Regions from separate parts of the Homo sapiens genome. Here region 2 is linked to region 1. A link is a contact called in ENCODE Hi-C or POLR2A ChIA-PET data. All regions are on one chromosome and are shown on one strand. Each heading gives the region's core, a stretch centred on a gene start or an enhancer-like site at or near the end of the contact. The rest is flanking DNA. Distances are from core to core; before and after follow the strand shown. Region 1 overlaps AGK-DT (AGK divergent transcript). Region 2 holds the start of TAS2R5 (taste 2 receptor member 5).

What was found. Hi-C counts contacts between places; a loop is a spot of excess contacts on that map. ChIA-PET counts read pairs that join two places held with the same protein, here RNA polymerase II (POLR2A). Pooled maps may share reads with other maps.
Region 2: a loop to region 1 is called in a pooled map, with 6 times the contacts of the local background. The contact joins the promoter of TAS2R5 here to the enhancer-like site in region 1. A Hi-C loop is called at or near these places in 1 of 37 single-sample maps with no recorded cell type and 8 of 50 pooled maps. POLR2A ChIA-PET finds 5 or more read pairs at or near these places in 2 of 52 experiments (both activated T-cell).

The regions. Positions count from the first base shown.
Region 1 is chr7:141,529,129-141,536,510 of GRCh38, reverse strand. The region is part of intron 1 of AGK-DT (AGK divergent transcript); the gene reads left to right. Among named protein-coding and RNA genes, the nearest start is that of AGK-DT, 19 kb to the left of the region's middle. Within about 2 kb of position 3,035, at least 2 of the 41 ENCODE cell types and tissues checked have a DNase peak (open chromatin) inside an H3K27ac peak, as active enhancers do.
Region 2 is chr7:141,784,510-141,791,680 of GRCh38, reverse strand. TAS2R5 (taste 2 receptor member 5) reads right to left here and starts at 1,464. Exons shown (of 1, transcript NM_018980.3): 1 at 314-1,464. The coding sequence starts at 1,319. The coding sequence ends at 420. It also overlaps the pseudogene TAS2R6P.

The DNA of each region.
Region 1 (7,382 bases), core at 1,786-4,285:
TAGCTGGGATTACCGGCGCCTACCACTATGCCCAGCTAATTTTTTGTAAATTTAGTAGAGACAGGGTTTCACCATGTTGGCCAGGCTGGTCTCGAACTCCTGACTTCAGGTGATCCACCCACTTTGGCCTCCCAGAGTGCTGGGATTATAGGCATGAGCCACTTTGACCGGCCTAGATTACTTTTTTTTTTTTTTTTGAGACAGTTTCACTCTTGTTGCCCAGGCTGCAGTGCAATTGCACGATCTCGGCTCACAGCAACCTCCACCTCCTGGGTTCAAGTGATTCTCCTGCCTTAGCCTCCCGAGTAGCTGGGATTACAGGCATGCACCACCACGCCCGGCTAATTTTGTATTTTTAGTAGAGACAGGATTTCTCCATGTTGGTCAGGCTTGTCTCGAACTCCCGACCTCAGGTGATCTGCCCACCTCAGCCTCCCAAAGTGCTGGGATTATAGGCATGAGCTATGGCTCCCAGCCTAGATATACTTTTTTTTTTTTTTTTACATTCATGTAAAAAATGGATACTGTAACTTTACTAAATACACTTCCTTGGTATAGTACATTTTGTAGTTGTTAGGATTTTCCATGTATGCAATCATGTCATATGCAAATAAGGGCAGTTTTACTTTTTGCTTTTCAATCTCAATATTTTTTATCTCTTTATTTCTTTATATTATCAATTAGTATTTAAGGGGACTATTGCATAGAATTGGTGAGAGTAGATATTCTTGTCTAGTTCCTGATTTGGGGAGAAAAGCATTCTGAATCTCACCGTTAAGAGTTATCTTAGCTATATATTTTTCATAGGTGCTCTTCATCAGGTTAAGGAAGTTTCTTGCATTTCTAGTTTTCTGGGAGTTTTTATCATGAATCGTTGCTGTATTTTTTTGGCATCTATCTGTCTGCTCCTATGCTAGATTTAGGACTGGGATGAGAGTCCCAGTATAAATAGCACTGAATCCACTGGCAGAGGCTATGTGACACAGGAAAATGGAACAGACAAGCTTGGGGTTACAGACTCAGACAGTCATTGACGCTCTTTCTCCCAAACCTCCCTGAAGCTATTTGAAATTTTCCAGTTAAAGGAGGCTTAATTATTCCCATCACAAATACTCCTGAAGCACAAAGGACTCATAATATAATGAATATCAATTTGGTTAGATTGTTTTCCTAACATCAAACTGACAAGCACTGAGGAACTCGGAAGAGGTGTGAGAGGTAACGTTGAAACCCAGTAAGCCCTGGGAGGGGCAGGTTAAGATGAGCCAGCAGAGCGGGAAGCAATCCAAGAAGAGGAGAGAGATGTCAAAGAAAGGAAGAGAGAGGAGGCCATAGATACGTTTTACATTCTCATTGAGAGCCCTGGTGATAACCATTATGCCACTGAAATCCTGTTCTCCTACATTAATTCTTTCTTAAACAAGCAAGGTTACAAACAAGTATTTTAAAACAAAATTATGCTGTGAGCTGTTTTTGGCAAGTGTGCCCAAGGACTATTTTGGAAGACTGAATCCTCATTCAGTTCACAGCTATCTCTCTAGTCCAGATCGCTCCAATCAGGCTCTCCAGCATATTATCTTCCAGACCAGCACTAATCACTGTGTGCTTTATAGAGCACTATTTCAGAGGAGAGTTAATAGATATACGTACACACTCAAAAAAAAAAACCCCGAGAAAGAACAATAATTCCATGAGTGTTGCTAAACATGTATGTTTATATTAGAATTCAATAGGACTGTGGATATACAAATGAGCATAGTGAATTTTCAAAAGGATATTATAGTACACAGCATTGTATGTGGTATTTAAGTTGGAAATAAAACTCAGACTTCTGGACTTCGAGTCTAGTGGATTCAAGAGGTCTGGTAGAAATACTACTTGACTTCAAGACAGAAAGTCCACTTTCAATTTCCAGCTCTTCTGTTTAGTGTCTATCTAGGGGTGGTTATTTACAATTTCTGTCTTTCTTTCTTCATCTATATAAAGATAATTATTTGACTTACCTCATAGTGTTAATCATAAAGATTAAATTAGTATATGTAAAATCACCTAGTCAATATCTGATGCTGAATAAATGTAAGTTCTCCATTTAATTCCAAACCACATTCTCTTAAAGAAAAGGCAGATTTTAAAATTTCATTGTGAATTGTATAACTAATATAATCACCATGAATTATCAACAAATTAACTGCAATCTAATTAATATTTACAGTATTACATATAGAAACTGACCTAATTTAAGGTCAGTTAACAAGTAAAAGGAATATGAGTTAACATTATACATAAGATATTTAATGTATATATAACACATGAATTGCCATTCACATTATGAACATTCTAGGGAATTCTAGTTCCTGCATGAGACAGACAGAATGACCCAAGCCTTTAGGGGAACACTGTAGTTTGTGAGTTTAGAATAGAAATGAAGCTTATTGATCCATTGGTAGGAGAATATCAGTGCAATTGTAGCAAAACAAAGCAAATATTGAAAGAAAAGGGGTACTTTGAAGCAGCATAGCAAAAGAAAAGGCACACTCCACACAATTCAAGTTCTTGCCTCATATATTGGACATTTGACCTTGGACATTTCGTAGGGTTTTACTTGCTTTAAATATGAAATGGAAATAACACTTCCCCTGCCTGGCGGCAGGGGCTGGATCAGATTCTCTTTTTCCCTTCTTGGTGCTGCATTTCCTTTGCACGGCTTTAACTTTTGATCTTGGCCTCATTGTCCAAAACTACTCAATGTCCAAAACTGCAAAACGGTATGGGCAACTACAAAATCCTACTACTAACTGTGTATGTAATTGCTGAGATTAAGTTTTGTGACTTAGAATTCTCTGATGTGAATCCTAAAGCTCTCAATTTGCTCATTATGCCCACATAGTCTCTTATCTTAGACCTTAAGAGGAAAGTTTTAATCCTTGCAGCTTTAAACCAAGGCATTTGAATCTTAGTCGGTTGCTTTGGTAGTGCAGCCAGCCTGAAGAGCACACCACTAGGTGGCGCTGAAGATCCGGCTGTAGAAGGAGAATTGTCCATAAACAGAAAAGCGTTTTTCCCTCTGGGTTCCTCTATTAGCCAGCGCCAGCCTAGTGTTTGCTTTATTGTCAGGGATCTTGGAGATGTCTTGGCTTGAGTCTGACGCAAATAGTCCCCCTGCAGTGCTCAGCAGTTTGTAAAGGGGGTCTGGGGCCTGGCAATAGTCTCTCAAAGGCCTTATGAAAAGATCATTAATGACCCTCACTTTCTGCCTCCTCCCTCCACCTTCCCTCAGTCCCCAAGTCTGGCGGCCTATCCTGTGCTTCTTCAACCATTCATTCAAGCATCTACTGCATGCTTTTTTTTTTTTTTTTTTTTTTTTTTTTTTTTTTTTTTTTTTTTTTTTTGAGACGGAGTTTCGCTGTCGTCACCCAGGCTGGAGTGCAATGGTGCGATCTCGGCTCACTGCAACCTTCGCCTCCCAGGTTCACTGCTTCAGCCTCCTGGATAGCTGGGATTACAGGCACGCGCCATCACGCCCAGCTAATTTTGGATTTTTAGTAGAGACAGGGTTTCACCATGTTGGCCAGGCTGGTCTCGAACTCTTGACCTCAGGTGATCTGCCTGCCTCGGCCTCCCAAAGTGCTAGGATTACAGGCGTGAGCCACCACACCCAGCCTATTGCATGCTCTTATGGATCAGGCATACAGCTAGTAGTGCTGTGGTTTGAGAGACACATAACTTTAGCATTTCTTTCTCGATCTGCCATTAGTACCGAACCCAGGTACGGTGCATTAGGGTGACTGCTCAGGCTCTGCACTTAGGGGATCAGGCTGCTGGCAGCTAAGCTGTATTTCAAGGATGGGATAGAGTGGATATATTGTGTTTCTTATATTTACAACCAGCCCAGAATCCCTCCCTCCTCCAAAACACAACATCTGCATGAGGGCCTATAGCCTCCGTCCATCCTCCCATATCCATCTTCCATTCTTCACCTTTTTTTTTCTCTTTCGCATAGCTCTTGATACTATTTTAATTGAACTCTAAGGCAATGTAGTCTTTGGTCATTTTTTTTTAAGTAAAAAGTCTGTTGGGAATACACTTATAAATTGGAATATTACTCAGCAATGAAAAGAAATGAGCTATCAACCTATCAATTAAAAGACATGGAGGTGACTGGGTGCTGTGGCTCATGCCTGTAATCCCAGCACTTTGGGAGGCTGAGACACGCAGATCACTTGAGGTCAGGAGTTCAAGACCAGCCTGGCCAACATGGTGAAATCCCCATTTCTACTAAAAATACAAAAATTAGCCAGGTGTGGTGGTGTGCACCTGTAATCCCAGCTACTTGGGAGGCTGAGGCAGAAGAAATGCTTGAACCCAGGAAGCGGAGGTTGCAGCCTGGGTGACAGAGTGAGACTCCATCTCAAAAAAAAAAAAAAAAAGAAAAAAAGACAAGACAAGACATGGAGGAAACTTAAATGCATATTGCCAAGTAAAGGAAGCCAATCTGAAAAGGCTACATACTGTATGATTCCAACTATATGATGTTCTGGGAAAGACAAGGCTATGGAGACAGTAAAATGATCAGAGGTTGCCAGAGGTTCAGGGGGAGAGAGGAGGAGATAAATAGGCAGAACACAGGGGATTTGTGGGGCAGTGAAACTATTCTGTGTAATACCATAGTGGTGGATACGTGTCATACATTTGCCAAAACCCACAGAATGTACAACACAAAGAATAAACCCTAATGTAGACTATGGTTGTTAATTAATAATGATATAGCAATATTGGCTCTTCAATTGTAACAAATTGTTGCAAGGAGTTAATAATAGGGGAAACGGGATGAAGTAGAGAATATATGGGGACTCTACTTTCTGCTTAATTTTTCTGTAAACTAGAAAAGTCGATTAATTTTTACAAATGCCTGAGAGGGGCTGGGCGCAGTGGCTCACACCTGTAATCCCAGCACTTTGGGAGGCCGAGGCGGGTGGATCACCTGAGGTCAGGAGTTCGAGGCCAGCCTGACCAACATGGTGAAACCCATCTCTACTAAAAATACAAAAAATTACCTGGGTGTGGTGGTAGGCACCTGTAATTCCAGCTACTTGGGAGGCTGAGGCAGGAGAATTGTTTGAACCTGGAGGCGGAGGGTTCAGTGAGCCGAGATGGTGCCACTGCACTCCAGCCTGGGTGACAGTGTGAGACTCCGTCTCAAAAAAAAAAAAAAAAAAAAAATGAAAAGCCTGAGAAGAAAAGCCTCATATTTACATGGTGCTTTACAGTTTTCAGATTACTCCATTTGATTCTCACAAGAACATCGTAAATGGAAAAGACTAGAATTGCCCTGAGTTCACAGATTGGTCATCGAGGTCAAAGAAATCAAGTGACTTCTGGAGGCCACACAGCTAATAAACAGCAAGGCAATGACTTGAACCCAGGTCTTCTGGTTCCAGGTCCAGAGCTCTTTTCTCTATATTCTAAACACTTGCAAGCAGGGGAAATGTTATCAGTCCCCTACACTCTCCAGTGACTATTCTGTGTCTTTCCTAGGGTTTTAGGTGAGCTCAATTTGATAGAGGTATACAACATAAAGTATAACTCAAGACTTCACACTAAGGCTGACATGATTTAATGCAAGGATCTCATGCAGAAAACAGCATCTTCAATGTACTTTCTTCTCCCAACACTACCACCCATTCTTTCCTCCAGTGTCTTTTGGGATTTTAGCTTCCTCTACACTTTTAGGATAATCCATTATAGCAGGAATGAAAGCAGAGAGACCAGCTAGAAGAGGCTAGGGACAATTTTATATAACCCTGTACTGAGAATGTGGGATTGTTCCCTTAAGAAAACCACAGTGGCTTGTGATGGGATCTGGGCCTTCTAGAAGGCATCATCCCAGGGTAAATCATTGTTAGCTCTGAGACTGCATAGAACAAGTTTTCAACAGTGACACCTCGTGATACTGAGAATCAATAGCAATAGAAGACTGGAGACCCTAATTTTCTCTTTTGGGGGGGTTATGGAGACCATCCTGACTCCTCTGGAGGCTGTATAAACCTCCAGAATTCCTCAACATGGTGGACGAGGGGAATGAAAGTTCCCAACACAGGCACCTGCTTTCAGCAAATTAGTCATTTGGCCCCTTGTGCAATTGAATAGAAAAATAAAAGAGATTGTGGTCATGTTTGCACTTTGAGGTTGGCGAGCAGTTCACAAAAACTACAGCAAGGAATGTGTAATCCGGAAAGACACATTTTGGAAAGGACTGAAGTAGATTGGGAATGTCCATATAATGACCAGGGCAAAGCGGATGCAATGGAAGTGTCGTCTGACTGTGATTCTTATGTGGTGGCTGTCTCTATTGCGGTATGTTCTGGCCAGCCTCAGGAAGGTGGATGAAACTTAAGTAAGTAGAGATGTGGCCTGAAAGGGGAAGACCAATCTAGAAAGTGAAGAGATTACTGGTGAAATGTCTCTGGAAAGTGGAACTTTTCCTATGAGAAATAGACTGTGGTTTAGAAAGTCATAGCAAAGGTAACTTTTTTTTTTTTTTTTTGAGATGGAGTCTTGTTCTGTTGCCCAGGCTGGAGTTCAATGGCATGATCTTGGCTCACTGCAACCTCTGCCTCCCAGGTTCACGTGATTCTCCTGCCTCAGGATCCCGAGTAGCTAGGATTACAGGCACCTGCCACAACGGGCCTGCCTAATTTTTGTATTTTTAGTAGAGACAGGGTTTCACCATGTTGGCCAGGCTGGTCTCAAACTCCTGACCTCAAGTGATCCACCTGCCTCAGTCTCCCAAAGTGCTAGGATTACAGGCGTGAGCCACCATGCCCAGCCTATCAAAGGTAACTTATTTTCACATTTGTTACCCACAGTTTTGAGGAACAGTAGGGAACAGGAAAGATACAGCCTCGTTTGCATGGAGTCTGTGACATTCTGAGGGGGAAGTTAGATGTTCTAATGGGGAGCACAGCCCAGATGAAAATGACAGCCCAGATGAGCTGCTATTTCTTTCACCTTGCCCAGCCCACCAGACTTCTACCATTGCTATTGCTGAGAGAGAGCCGTGCACCCTTGTTACACATTGAGTTGTGTTCCCCAAAAAGACCCATTGAAGTCCTAACCCCCACTGCCTTGTTTATTTGGAAATAGGGTCTCTGCAGCTACAATTATTTAAGATGAGGTCATATAAGGAGTAAGGTGAGCTCTTAATCTGATCCGACTGGTGTCTTTTTAAGAGGCAGGGAGAAAGACACATGGGCAGGAGAATACCACATGGAGACACAGACACACGAGGGGAGGATGCCTGCTGACCATGGAGGCAGAAGTGGGACTGACGCATCGATCAGCTGAGGGATGCCAAGCACTGCCAGCAAACACCAGAGGCTTGA
Region 2 (7,171 bases), core at 215-2,714, 260 kb before region 1:
AAATTTCATAAAAATTAATGATCACTATAATTGTTCCTAATCTCTGTTTTCTATACTAGGAAAAACACAATTTATATATGAATTTTTGCTATATGTAGACAGAATTGTTCCTAATCTCTGCTTTTTATAATAGGAAAAACACGATTTATATATGAATTATTTGCTATATGTAGAGAGAATATAATACCTCTTTTACCAAACATGAAGCCCTAGCCTTGATTTCTGTGGTACATTAAAAAAATATACTTTGCATTGCCAAAAGAGACATAGTATTGGGTTTTGATCCGTATTTTCTGTTGCTCATTCATTACATTGGTGTAAAAGAAGGAAAATCTTAAAAGACATGGAAAGCAGCTCCCTTATAGAGAGCTATCAAAAGAGCGTCCCAAGAGTGTCCTGACCACACTTTTCTTCCCAGATCATGGGCCCCAGCATCTCCGAGCACACACTGTCTTCCACAGGATCTTCTGACAAGTCTGCTTCACCCTAGGAATCCCCATGATCAATATGAGAGAATGAAGAGAAGGATAGGCTGCCATGAGTGTCTCCCAGATGAAGACACTGGTGAGATCAGGAGGATAAGTCTTGGAGGTGATGGAGAAGGGGCTGGCCATGATATAAACCAGGTGAAGTAAGAGGAAGCAGCCCAAGGACTTCAGCGCAGTGATGTGAGCCTTGGCCCGGACATCCCTCCTACCAGCTGAATGGACCTTCATCTTCTTGTGGTGTGTATACAAAGAGACAATCAGCATCCCAGAGGAAACAAGAAACACCACTAAAGGCAAATAACTTCCTGAATTGAGCTGAAATGCATACAGGTACTGCCAGCTTTCAAAGGGATACCGAATGCTGCTGTTTCCTTGGGGAGGATGATAGAATGTTAAGCCAATTTGGACTGTAAGTAACAAATTGATTATAAAGTAGCCCAGAAGGCACCAGAGACTCAGGTTATAGGCCCTCTGCTTCAGCCACAAGTAGGCCGGGCGATCGAAGGTCGTGATCTTCTTGCAATAGAAGACACTGAGGAAGGTGGCAAACCATAAGCTGGCCTGGCTTACCAGGACCCAGAAGATACTAAGATAGCGAAGCCAACGGCTGCTCTGGAAAAGTGGAAACAAGCTTAAGTCCAAAATGATCAGCCACTGCAGGAGAAATCGGCAGCCAGCCAGGCCCAGGATAATGAGGTTATATGAGGACCAGTTGAATTTTCTGATCCATTCTCTAAAACTCCAGACCACCAGGCTTCCATTTCCAATTAAACCGATGAGAAATTCAACCACTGCCACCAGCATCAGCAGTCCTAGGCCAGCGCTCAGCATGGCTGGGGAGAGGAGGCTCTCACTGCTCCTGGCTGAGGTCAGATCCCCTGGTAGTGATAACACACCAGGGTAAATTTTCACACCACAAAATCTGGATTTGGCCTCGTCCTTCCGTAATCTGTCTTCAAGCGAGACTGAACAGCTGTGATGAGGAACAGAGAGGTTGGAAGTTATGATACCATCTGTATTTGCATCTACATGAATGAACCCTGAGTGTAGAACCAGAGATTGCAAACAGTACCACAGACACCGGCTCTCCATCTCAAAGGTTTTGGGCCAAAGTCTAGACACCAGGGTATAACGTAACAAGGCCCCTCAACAAGAAAGACCAAATCAAAACATGCTCAGGTGCTATACAGTGCCAGTTATGAGCTCATATGCTATATAAAAAAAGAAATTTTATTTTCATGAAAAGAACACTGGGCCAGGCATGGTGGCTCACACCTGTAATCCCAACACTTTGAGAGGCCAAGGCGGGTGGATCACCTGAAGCCAGGAGTTCGAGACCACCCTGGCCAACATGGTGAAGCCCCATCTCTACTAAAAATACAAAAATTATCTGGGCGTGGTGGTGGCTGCCTGTAGTCCCAGCTACTCGGGAGGCTGAGGCAGGAGAACCACTTGAACCCAGGAGATGGAAGCTGCAGTGGGCCAAGATCGCGCCACTGCACTCCAGCCTGGGCGACAGAGCAAGACTCCATCTCAAAAAAAAAAAGTAAGCATGCTGAGAACTCTCTACGAAGCTGTAGGCAGGCAGGCCACTGCCCGTCTCTGGGCCTCAGTTGCTCTATTAATAACTGAATGGATTGTAGGATGAGATTTCCATTCCTTCGGACTAAATTTACAAAGTGCTTATTTTGTGTCAAACTACGGTGTACTAGGCACAGGGGACGGCGCCATTATAATACACAGTCCCTGCCTCCAGGTAGCATCCATTGTACATCATCTCCACCAAGCTGCAAGGCCTGGTACTCTAAAACTCTGGCTGTAGGCTATGGAGGGGCAGAGGTGGTCGCGATCTTCTACTGGACTAAAAATCTAGATGAGGCTTGAACTCGTCCAAAAACAGTGTTTCTTCAGTGACTTTCTGATAGAGACATAGTGCCTCTCTCTCCCCACCTGCCCCAATCTAGCCTGGCAGTGGAATTTGCCACCGATCCTGGTAGCCAACTGACACGTTTCCAGAAAGCTAGTCTGGCATCAAAAAAACCAAAGTATCCAGAAATATAAAGGTAGGTTTTTGACTACTTTACTACCGGTGTTGAGAGGCTAAACTACATAGAAAATTGAGATAATAATTTAGCTAATTCCCCTAAGAAAAGTGCTTGCCTAAAAAATATACAGGCTCACCTCTTTTTAAAATATATTATTTTCAAACTATAGCTATTTTCTACTTCCTTTTATCAAAAACATAGCATATTGGCAAAGAAAACTTGATTATCTGCAGTAATTTTTAAAAATGTGATACTTCCCATGCAAAATATGAAAACTCGGTTTTGACTTCTGTAGTTTATTAAAATGATGTGATTTGCATTGCTTAGAGAGCAATAAGCTCCAGTTTCTAGCCTGTTTTTCATGTTACCCTTTCATTTTGTTTCAAAATCAAAGAAGAAATGAGGAGAATTGAGAATAAAAATTTCATTTTTCTAAAATCTACAGTTATTTTTACTGTTGTCAGTGATACAGTTAAGGGCCTGATTAGATCCTTCTTCCAAGTCATGGCCTCTAGGATTTCCATGTACATATCATCTCCTACAGAATTCTCTGACAAGTCTGATTCCTCATAACCATTACAATAGACGGAAATGAAGTATAAACAGCCATGAGTGTTGCAGAGATGGCAAGAATGGTGAGATCAGAGGGAGATTAGAAGGTCATGGAAAAGTGTCTGGCCAAGGCAGAAACCATGTAAAGGGGGAAGTTCAGAGCGATGAGCACCTTGGTTTGAGCCTCCTCCTGACAGCTGTGTGGTCCTCCATCTTCCTGTGATGTCTTTACAAAAAGACAAGTGGAACAGAAACATCACAAATAGCAATCAGTCTCCTTCACTGGACAGCAATCTATAAAAATAACAGATTTAAAATGGGATGCAGGATGTTGCTGTTTCCTGTTAAGGGTTTTTAAAGGGTCCAGCCAACAAGAGCTGAGAAATAAAAAGTGATCTTGAAAGACACTAGCAAAAAACAAAAACCCAGTCTTTTCAGCTACAAGAAGTCAGCGGGACAAAGGTCATGATCTCCATGCAGCAGAAGCCACTGAAGAAAGTGGCAAACTACATGTTGGCCTGGCTTACCAGGACTCGAAGACATTAAGATAGTAAAGCCAACCACTGCTCTGGGAAAGTGGAAACAGACTTATGTCCAACATGATCGGCCTGAGTAGGAGAAAGTGGCTACTTACCAGAATCATGAGAATTTATAGGGACTCCTTACATTTTTTTGACCCATCCTCTAAAACTGCAGACCACAGGGACTCCATTTCCAACCAGGCCAATGAGAAATTCAGCCCCTGCAATGGGCATCAGCAATCCTAGGGCAGCCGCCAACATGGCTGGGGAGGGGAGGGTCTCTCTGCTGAATCAGGAGGTGCCCTGCTTCAGTGCTGATGAACACGTACTGCTGCTGGCTGTGTCAGAATCCCTGGGGACGGTATCAGTATTATGGCAGAGCATTTCACTTCTCACCACTCAGTTTTGTTACTGTCTGAAATCCCTTCTCTGGTAAAGATGTTACAGCTGTGACCAGAAGAAACGTTCTTGAAGGTAACGGTCCCACCGTCACTTACATCTACCTGACACTGGCCTGGGATCTGACATTAGGTACAGAGACACAATTACAGAATGGCCTTCCGAAGGAAAGAACTAAAATCCAGACAGCCTAGAGCACAGTCTCCTGAAATCCTACTTCCACCCGACCTAACTCCACAAAACCTAAGTAAGACAGTCTGAGAATTTAACAGTGGCAAATGCAAGGTACCTCATGTTATAAAAAGGGAAAGCATGGGCCGGGCGCGGTGGCTCACGCCTATAATCCCAGCACTTCGGGAGGCCGAGGCGGGTGGATCACTTGAGGTTAGAAATTCGAGACCAGCCTGGCCAACATGGTGAAACCCCATCTCTACTGAAAATACAAAAATTAGCCGGGCATGGTGGCACACACCTGTAGTCCCAGCTACTCAGGAGGCTGAGGCAGGAGAATCACTTGAACCCGAGAGGTGGAGATTGCAGTGAGCCGAGATCATGCCATTGCACTCTAGTCTGGGCAACAGAGAGAGACTCCGTCTCAAAAAAAAAAAAAAAAAAAAAAAAAGGGAAAGCATGACATTTATCAATTATTTAACCAATATTTATTAATGACTACTATGTGCCAGTCCACTGTTCCAAGCTCTTGGGATACAATGGAAAGAAACAAAGTTGCTGCTCTCATGCAGCTTATGTTCTGGTGGGTGAGGCAAATAATTAATGGTTTCAATATGTTTGAAATTTGAATATATAAACATGAGAGCCATATTTACACCTATGCAAAGGCTTACTGCAATGACAATGAAAACAAAGGGAAGGATAGGGTGAGCAAACAAGCAAAAACAAGGAGAAGACAGGATAAATATCAACTGCTGAATAATAAATTCTAGGAGAGGTGAGGCAGGAGAGAAATCTGTGAACCACGGCTGCTACTTCATCTCCACACAGAACTGTTCAGCCTATCGGCATCCACACCAAGAGCTGCAATGAAGGGGTGTATGTGGAGAGTAACAGCCTCAGTGCCATCCTCTTTACCAGAGTAACACTATGGTTTTTAATTTTGACACAACCAAAATGTGTCTGCCATAATACTACCATAATTCTTTCTACCAAAGTCTCTTGCATTCATGCTCCTATTCCCCACTGTTCTGAGCCCTCAGCTACTTTAGCAGTACCTGAACCAAGAAAAGAAAGCTGATGAAACATCAAGCGGGATGCAAGCATCCAAAGAGACGCTCATAGGGGCAAGTTATGGCTTTACACTCAGCGTCAACAGAGCAGTCTATAATAAGAATATTAAAAAGAATGAAACAAAGAACAAGCATTGGTTTCCAAAACCTGGCACTTTCCCCCAAAAAATCACCCTGTCCTGCTACCAGACTCAGTACAGTTCCATCTTCCATCCCCTATTCTACATCTCTCTTGCAAACCTGTATTCCTGTACTCAAGACTTTTTAAAATGCTTCTCAGAATTGTGCCTATATTGCCACTAGATGGCGTCAAGGCAACGCCTCTGTAGAAGCTGTTGACCTAAGTATACAAATTCCCTTAATGAGCTGAATTAGTTCAGATATTCAGAAACTGAACAGATCAAGCATGTTTTTAATAACCATGTGTAACAGGAACACAATTTATAAATGTACACAAATTCATAGTCTTGCCAGCTTCCTTCCTCACAAAATATGAGGAAGAGGAGTCTTGCTCACCAGTCATTGCGGCCTCTTTGGTGCCGCAATTTAGGCGTTCGGAGGGAGGAGGAAGCACAAACTACACCACTGAGGCTGGCTGCTGTGTGCAGCAAAGATCACAACCCCGAGGAAGAAAATGACCAGCATCGGCAACGTTATTCAGGGCAGGAAAGTGAATAGAGTAAAAGCGGGCTAGTGAGGGGACTGCAGATGAAAGAGGGGGAGTTATTTTTTTATTATTTTATTTATTTATTTATTTTGAGACGGAGTCTCGCTCTGTCGCCCAGGCTGGAGTGCAGTGGCGCGATCTCGGCTCACCTGCAAGCTCCGCCTCCCGGGTTCATGCCATTCTCCTGCCTCAGCCTCCCGAGTAGCTGGGACTACAGGTGCCCGCCACCACGCCCAGCTAAGTTTTTGTATTTTTTAGTAGAGACGGGGTTTCACGGTGTTAGCCAGGATGGTCTTGATCTCCTGACCTCGTGATCCACCCGCCTCGGCCTCCCAAAGTGCTGGGATTACAGGCTGAGCCATCGCGCCCGGCCCAGGGAGTTATTTTTGTGTGCTTTTATGAATACGAAATTTGGAGGGCTGAGAATTTTTAACTATAGCAGGCAAAATGTGGGGAACCCTCCAGGAGGTGCACATAATTTCCCTCCCTCTGAGTTTGTACTGGACATGACTTGCTCCCAAGGAACAAAGTGTGAAAATGGGGGAAAAAATAGTAACTTTACAATGTTCCTGGCAGACACCACCTTCACCGAGTGATCAAGGTTAACATCACCAGTGACCAGTGATGTTAATATCACAGAACTCCTAACGTGATGAGTAGGGCACTTTACCTCAGTCTAACAGAGAAAAATATCAGACAAACCCAAACTGAGGGACATTCTACAAAATGCCTGAATAGTAATCTTTAAAACTGGCAAGGTAATTTTAAATAGAGCTGAGAAACTGACACAGACTAGAGACACTAAATGCAACTGTACCATGGTTATGGTAAGATATAAATATTAGCAGAAACTGGGTGAGGATGATATTTGAACTCTCTATACTCATTCTGCAACTTTTCTATAAAATATTAGAAAATAAAATGAAATAAAACATTTTAAAAATTTAAATAAAACTCAGATATAATAATTACATTTTTAGCATTTAGCAATGAGAATTGTGCGTATCCAGAAGACACTGAGGTGTTCCCATAATATTGCAAAATCACGCTAAGGAAAGGGTCAAGCAGCACAGGCTACAGACGGGGCTTTCTGGGTGTCTGCCCATCCAAGGCAAAGAGTTCACATGTTCATGCTAGTACCAGCTCTCAATGGGACACAGGACTCAAGATTAGCTGTTAGATTAGCTTTCTGTTAGATAGCTTTCTGTTAGATAGCTTTCTGTTAGATAGCTTTCTGTTAGGCCTCAAGATTAGC